2 separate regions of the Mus musculus genome follow, and region 1 is linked to region 2. The links are chromatin contacts, found by Hi-C or POLR2A ChIA-PET in ENCODE. All regions are on one chromosome and are shown on one strand. The core of a region is the stretch at or near the end of the contact, and the rest is flanking DNA. Distances in the headings are between cores, read along the strand shown.

Region 1 (3,866 bases), core at 302-2,801, 190 kb after region 2:
GTGAGGGATTCTCTTGACTAGGCTAACTGATAGGCTCATTCTAAACTTGGGCAGCCCAGATATTGGCCTACACATAAGGGAATCCCAGGGATTTGTATTCAGTTTGCTTGCTTTGTCACGTGCTGGTGAGTTACCTAGTGTTTCTGCCATTGTTGATGTTGCTGCCTCTGGCCTCATCCACTGAGATCAGAATCCAGGTTCTTCCACAGACTAAAGACTAGTCGTGGCTCTCCAGGAATCCTTAAAGCCTTGTGGTCTTGTTGGACTGCTGAGGCATGTTACCTCCAGCACTGCGAAGCTACCAGGACAGCCATTGTTGGACCATTCAAGACTGTGCTGGGTAAACCAGTCTAAAATTAAAACAAAAAAACCAAACTCTTTTTAATATTGATTCATTCCATCTATTGTGTTCTTCTATCGAACTCCAGTAAAGTCCTTTAACAAGGAACTTTCCAGGCTCTGGCAGCACTTCTGGGCTGTGTCTCTCCACAGCTATTAACAACATCATTTACTAATATAACTGTCAGCAGAGGGAGGAAGCAGTGTGTTACTTATGTGGTCCAGGGTATAAAGCAATCCTCCTTGCATAGCCACCCCAAATGCTAGGAAAACAGGCATGTGACACCAATCCCAGCTTGGCTGTAGAATTCTTTAGCCTTAAAAGATAATCCTGAAAACAGAGCGAAACAAACTGCCTCCTCCAGGAATATAAAAAGGTCTTAAGAAGTCTGTCTTATTCCTTCATAGTCCCACTGCCTTTATTTGAAGTGATGATGCTCCTTTTGTTTATGGGCAGTGTGTCTACTTATTCTTGTTCCTTAGTAGTGTATATACATTCAGAAGGGGCTGGCTTTCAGATACGGTTCCTTGGAATCTTGGTGTCACGTCCCTCACTTCGCAAGAGGAAGGGGTTAAAAAAAAAAGTCATCAATATGCAAAACCTGTCACCAGATGCCCTATTCTGACCCAACTGCCAGACCTCCCTGGTCTGCCTGGCTGCTCAAGCGTTCAGTGGATTCTCAGGCGCCGCCTCCAGGTGTCATCAGTACAGAGATGGGGGAGGAGGGTGAGCTCACCCTAGAAACCGAAAGGCAGATGGTGAGGCCATGCGCGTCTGAGCAGCATCATGAGGACTTGCTGCGGGGATGGGGGGTGGTGGTGGTGGTGGAAGTTTATCAAACCAGGGAAGCATTTCTTTGCCTTCTGTAAAAGGCTCCTCTGTCAGGGTTGCGTACAGCTCCAGAGTAGCAAGGGATTTCATGTGTCAAGCGTCTTTCCCAATTCAGTTTCTGAGTCTCTCAAGTTGAACTCAGAGCCCTTTGGGGAGCACCCTGTTCATCCTATCTACCTTTCTGAATGTTATCGGCCCAGCGGGTACTAAGGTGTAGGTTGGGGAAAGTAGCTCGCCCCGCACTGCGTCGCCATGCCTTGGCTGGCACGCCACCGGCTCGGCAGGGATCGCGCATGCTCCGTGCGGTGGGGGGCGGGGCTCCAGCCCCCGGAAGCGTTCTCTCCCCGGCCGCGTTTCTTTCCTGTGCGAGGCCGGGCTACGGCTCTCCCATCGTCTCTGGTCCTGCCTCTGGGTGAGTAGCGGGTTCCCGCGGGGCCGGGCCAGGTGCGTCCCCCATCCCTCCCGGTCCCCCAGGGCCTGGCGCTCACCTGGGGAGACCAGCCCGGTAGTCACCTGCCTCCGCGTCGGTCACACTTGAGCGCCGCCCCGGATCCAGCGGATTAACCTCCAAGGGCGTCCGGGGCCTCGCCTTGGCGCCCGGCCGGGCGCGAGCCCTCAGGTCTCAGCGCTGGCGGGAGACTCCGGCTGCCCGCAAGGACATCTCTTGTAGGCGGCCTGGTCATTGGAGGATCGGGGGCGCTCAGGGCGACCTCAGGGCTAGGCTTGTAAGAAGGCGGCTGGAAGGAGCCGGTCCGCTCGTGCCGGCCCCTCTCCTCCTCCCTCTTTGTGCAAAGGCGGAGGTGTTTCTTCAGTGCTGGCCATGCTTTCCCAGAACATGCTGATGTTAATAATGACCTGCCCTCTCCGCGAAGCCTGGCAGGAATTCATTGTCACAGTCTGCGACTGTAGGGCCTTGATAGGCACAGAATTGCTGGGACTTTGAGTTGAGAGACCATTTGGAGCACACTGCAGTGACTTAGGGAATACTGCAGTAAAAACGTTAGTAGTTGCTCAGAGATAGGGTATCCACACTGAAACCAGAGCTAAACAGGAAAAGATTTAAAATGATATGCGTTTAAAGATAATTCTGAATTAACACCGGTCTAGTGGTGTTTCTTAGTGATATACAGCAATGTGTATATTTTGTTAAAATTAGCGTCTATGCAAAATTGAAATACATTCTCCACATTTGCAGCCAATTTGCAGATATATCAGTGCTTTATGAATGATAGATGGGTATGTACCTCATCTGTGGAGACTGTATAAAATATTTCCATTCACTGTCCACACAGCAGAACGTTTCCGTTTCATTTCAGGATTTCGAAGTCACTTTTGGATATGATGAGCAGTGGTCTTTTTTTTTTTTGTTTTGTTTTTGGTTTTGTTTTTTTGTTTTTTGAGATAAGTCTTCTCTGCGTAGCCCTGGCTGTCCTGGAACTCTGAAGACCAGGCTGGTCTCCAATTTGGAGATCTGCTTGCCTCTACGTCCCAGGTGCCAAGATTAAAGGTGTCAGCCACAGTTTTTGGAGTTCTTTATATATTCTGGATATTAATCCTCAGTCAGTCAGTTGACAAAGATATCCTCCCATTCTGTGGGCTACCTCTTCACTCAAATTTAGCTGCTGCTACCACCATCAACCTCTGCCTAGACCCAGAGTAGTCTTAAATCTGCCTAGAGTCAATGTTAATATTGGAATGGGAAGATATGTAAGCAAGAGATTTGTCTGTTGGTGGTGTTTTTTTTTTTTAAAGATTTATTATATTTAAGTACACTGTAGCTATCTTTAGACACACCAGAAGAGGACATCAGGTCTAATTACAGATGATTGTGAGCCACCTTGTGGATGCTCAGATTTGAACTCAGGACCTCTGGAAGAGGAGTTAGTGTTCTTAACCGCTGAGCCATCTCTCCAGCCCTGGTGGTGTTTTGATAGGAGTAAAAAATTATTACTGTCATCAGGTATGGTGATATACAGCTTTAATCCCAGCACTTGGGAGGCAGGGGCAGGTGGATCTCTGAGTTTGAGGATAGCTGTGTCTACAGAGTGAGTTCCAGGACATCTAGGACTACGTGGAGAAACCTTTTCTCCATAAACAAAAACAAAATCTGTTAGTGTCTTCATGACGTTAAGGAAATATGCTTTAGGAATAGCCTATAGCCCTGATTTATCTTGTAATTCAGTGACTGCCCTGTAGATGGCAATTTCAACATGCTGATTTAAACTCTTGGTTTTTGGAGGCAGAGATGTTTTATGTACTTTAGAATTATCTTGAACCCTATGTAGCCCAGGTTAGCCTTGCACCTTAACCTTGGCCCTTCAGTCTTCCTAATAGTCCGCTGAGATTCACAGGCTTGTGCCACTATACCCAGCTCTGACTGAAACCAAAAAACCAAACATTTTATTGGAATGTCATGACTTCACAGATTGTTAACAAAACCCTTACCCCATCTGTTGCATTATTATTATCAACTATGTTTGAAGCTTTATTGAGATATAGACAACGAAAGTGAAATTTTCAGGTCCTTTGAGAAGTTGATTATCATGCATCCTATTTTTCGAAATCTATACAAGTGGATAATCCTATGGATACTTAGCCATACTGTGAATTGTTACATGAGGCAATTATCATTTGGTGGCTAAATCAGTTCCCTTTTTTTTTTTTTTGTAATCTAGCTGCACTGTATTTTTGTGTA
Region 2 (3,802 bases), core at 1,239-3,738:
CTTAAAGTAAAGTAGGAATTCTCACTGAATTCCATTTCAACCAAGAGGCCACCAGAATCGTCCACATAACATGAAATGAGCTCATCTTTCCTCTGGGCTTGCTTTGCTAGAGTATGAGCTATAGATCCTGCCTTATTAAGTCATTTCAAGGTTATGAGAGTAAATATATTTTGTTCCCAGTTGTGGATGTCATGTAAGGAATGTCCTCTATATCTGGATATTCCCCCTATCTGGGCAAAGCACGGGAACCAAACCCATAATTGCTGCAACAAATACCACAAAAACTCCAAAGATGTTTTAAAGCTCTTGAAGTAAGGCGTGAAGTATGGAGAAATTCAGCTCCTGATAGAAGTATTTCCTTAAGCTCCATGACAGGGAAGCCTCTTTGCTGGGACTCAAAGGTCTGAAGATGAGCAACTGATAAACTCACCCTACGGAAGGCTCATGGTCAAGGCTAGCATGAGTCAAGGTATATTGATGGTTTGAAAATCCTCAAAAAACTATTGAAAGACCTTGACGCACCCAGATGAAGTGCTGTGTTCTACGCCTGTCCATTCCCTAACCTCTTCCCACACCCAGACTTTCTGAAAACTCAACACAGTTAATTCATTGAATTGATTCTTTTTAATAAGCTGGTTGACTTTAAGTGCCCTAGGTTTTCCCAACTTCCTTGCTCTACACGAACTATTCCACCTTCAGACAAACATTAGAATACTGTTTTGCTCCTTAGGTTGTCATGATACTCAAATGTAATAATAATTAAGTGCTTAAGAACTCTGTGAGGCATAATAATCCCTCAAAACGTGCACGCAGTTTCCAGAATCTGTGAATATGTTCCCTGATGCAGCCGAGGAGGTTTGAGATGACAAGTTTATTCCAGATCATCTGGGTGGGCCCAACTTGACCACAAGAATCCCTTAAGAGTAGAGACTCCTTTCCGGCGGTGTCAGAGAGAAACTGACGAAAGGAGGAAGGGTGAGAGAAATACTGCTGGCTTTAAAGATGAGAGAGGCAAGCAGCTTCTGACCCTGGGAAAGGCCAAGGACAGATGTTTTCCTTGAACCTGGGGAAGGATCGCTGTACAAGCTTTCCACAACTATGCCTGCTACGTCCTCCTCAGGCTGCGGGTTGGGCTGACAGTCACTAACACTGGAAGAGGCCCCTCTGCCTCAACTGAGATGAGAGCAATACCTTGCCATGGAGGGGAAGGAGACACCAACATATCTCGCATCCATCCATTGTCCCTTGCTCCTCGTGTGTAGGCAGGTCAGTTGGAGGTCCCTTCTGTTTCTGCAAAAATAGCCAATGCAGTTAGTAACTACCAGGGCATATTCCTTCTCAGCTCAAAACCTTCCAGAGGCTCCCCAGCTCGCTCCCAAAACAGCCTGAAAGACTTCCTCTGTTCTCAAGTCTTCAGGGCACAGCTGACCCCATTTCCCCTCTGCCTGTCTCCTTCCTCTCTGACCCTTGCTGACTGTGTTCCAAGTCTACTAGCTGCCCTGCTGTTCTATGCACGCTAGGGGTTCAAGGCTCGGGACACTTGCATTTGGTTTTTTTTTTCCCCACCTAAAACCCTCTTCCCTTGCATCCAATAGCTTGCTTCCTCCCTCAGCACCTTCAGATCTTCCTAACAATCCTATTGAAATAGTGGTTGTCTCCCCCACCCAAAACACCAGAGCAATTTCCTCTTCTATCATGAAGCATACTTAATTTTTTTTCCCCTACAAGGTGCTGTCTCTTTAGGAATGTTCATAAGGGTTCTTTATGAAGGATATATTAGGTTGTTTGATAAATATTTGTCGAGTGAGCAAATCAGTGTATGATCAAGCTATAATCAAGAACTGAATCTCATTACTGCCTCTCCGTTAATGACCCATCCATTCAGTTACAAACGGGAAATGAAAGTCAGTGAGGTGTCTGGTGTTAAACAATGAAGCTGCAGGTAAGATCAATTTTTTAATTGGCCTTGCTGAGTCCAGACAAGCCAAAGGAGTAGAAACTCAAAGTTCTCGGCATCCAGCCCTGTCTCCTAGACAAAGAACCCAGAAAGGGTTGCTTTTCTGAAACCCGAGCCTTTCTGGTTTCAGCCAGAGTCTAAAAACCATAAGAACAGTTTGTCTCTTCAGTACTTCCGCTTCCAGGCAAAGGAAAGAGCAGGAAGTGCAGGGGCGTGTGAAAATTGAGAAGAAGAAAAAAAAGAAGAAGAAGAATTAAAGCCATTACATGTAAAGGCACAGAGACTTCCTCTGTCCTACCACACTGTGCTTTAGCAGCCAGGCTGGGGAAGCCATTCTCAGGTAAAGGGAAAGCCAGAATGTGACTGCTAGTTCTCTATTGTCCGGCACAGACTTATTCAGAGATAGTTGAGAGTGTGGCAAAAGATAGACCGGGTGCCCGGCCGTGTGAGTTTACCATTCACAACAGTCTAACATTACAAGGTCAACCTAGTTCATATCTTATCTACTCAGTGTTTGCTCTGGGCAGGCTGACTTTCCAGCATGCCCCCGGGAGGTATCTTAGATTATAAGAAATTGTACATAGAATTTAAGTAATCTTTAGAGTCGAGCCAACCAAGGTTCCAGTCTTGACGCTGCCACAATTAGTAGCTGAATGCCAGCTGCCTACAGGAAGGACTGTGTTTATCTCGTTTCCCATTGTATCCAGCATTGCTCACACCATGCCTTGCATGCTCAGTAACCCTCCTCCTAGAAGAAAATCAATGTTAGGAACTTCAGTTTCTTCGTTAGTAAAAGGAGACTATAAAACCCAGCTCATGAAGCTGTCTGAGGACCTCAGATGAGGTGCCCCGCCTATCCAGGGCCTGCTACAGGACAGCATTTGCTTAAGGTAAACTGTCATTTTGGTGACTGTGGTGGTTGGCCAAAGCTTTATTCCACCTGGAATTTCAGACTCTGCCCTGACCTGAAGAGTTGGGTCTTGGCGTGATCCTGTTCTCTAGAAAAGTCCTGCTCCACTTCTGTCAGAAATCCTGGAAAAGGGAAGAATGACCTCCGCATCGCAGCTGCTGGGTGATTGGCAGCCAAAGGGAATCAGGACTAAGCCCAGCCAGGTCTCACTTGTCACGGGGAGAGGAAGGAGAAAGCACTCACTAGCCAACCCCAATAAGTGCCTGGTGAAAACCAAGGGCAGGCAGCTGGATTGGTTTCCTACTTTTTTCTCTGTTATAGTCTCACAGCCAGAGAAAGTATGGGGTGTCTTTTCCTTAACTGCGAGAAGCCCAGTTAAGTCTCCCTCCCCGCTCTTCTGAATCAGCCTGGTTCAGCAGTAGGCCTAAGAAGCCATCTGTCAATGCTTAGGGATTAAAGAAAGAAATGAATACCTAGGACCTTCCCAGAATCTCCAAACCCCCAGGAATTCTTAACACTTTTGCTTTGGGGGTTCAGTTCACAATCAAATCGGTTAAGAGGTCTGGCTCTATGTTTCATGCTGAACTATCCCTTCTTGCCTTTACTAATATCTCTCACTGTCATAATTCAATATGGGAGATCCTTCCCGGAAATAAAGGCACAGAGCCTCAAACTTGATGCTGACGATGTTTGCAAAAGGGTTCTGTTGGTCGAGCCATGAGCAGCCGTGTTGTCAATAATCATTTCAGAAGCATCTGCAGATAATAGTGGGTGTGCCGTGAGCCACTGTGGTGGAAAGGGGAGACTATCCTCTCAAAGAAACAGAGAATGCAATGACTCAGCCGGTCTCAAGCCACAGCCACCGTTACTGACTTAGTCATTCATGTTGTCTTTGTCTTATTTTTAGACACCTAGCTTTAAATTAACCGCTCTGA

Evidence for each region. A loop is a pair of places that touch in the nucleus more often than their neighbours do. ChIA-PET counts read pairs that join two places held with the same protein, here RNA polymerase II (POLR2A).
Region 1: a map of heart shows a loop between it and region 2 (2.2-fold over the local background). The contact joins the promoter of Atad1 here to the enhancer-like site in region 2. A Hi-C loop is called at or near these places in 1 of 37 maps with a recorded cell type or tissue (heart). POLR2A ChIA-PET finds 5 or more read pairs at or near these places in 1 of 5 experiments (Patski).

The regions. Positions count from the first base shown.
Region 1 is chr19:32,709,983-32,713,848 of GRCm38, reverse strand. Atad1 (ATPase family, AAA domain containing 1) reads left to right here and starts at 1,551. Exons shown (of 10, transcript NM_026487.3): 1 at 1,551-1,583.
Region 2 is chr19:32,904,642-32,908,443 of GRCm38, reverse strand. No RefSeq gene overlaps it. Among named protein-coding and RNA genes, the nearest start is that of Gm36774, 24 kb to the left of the region's middle. Within about 2 kb of position 2,488, at least 1 of the 3 ENCODE cell types and tissues checked has a DNase peak (open chromatin) inside an H3K27ac peak, as active enhancers do; it is heart, where a contact is called at or near this core.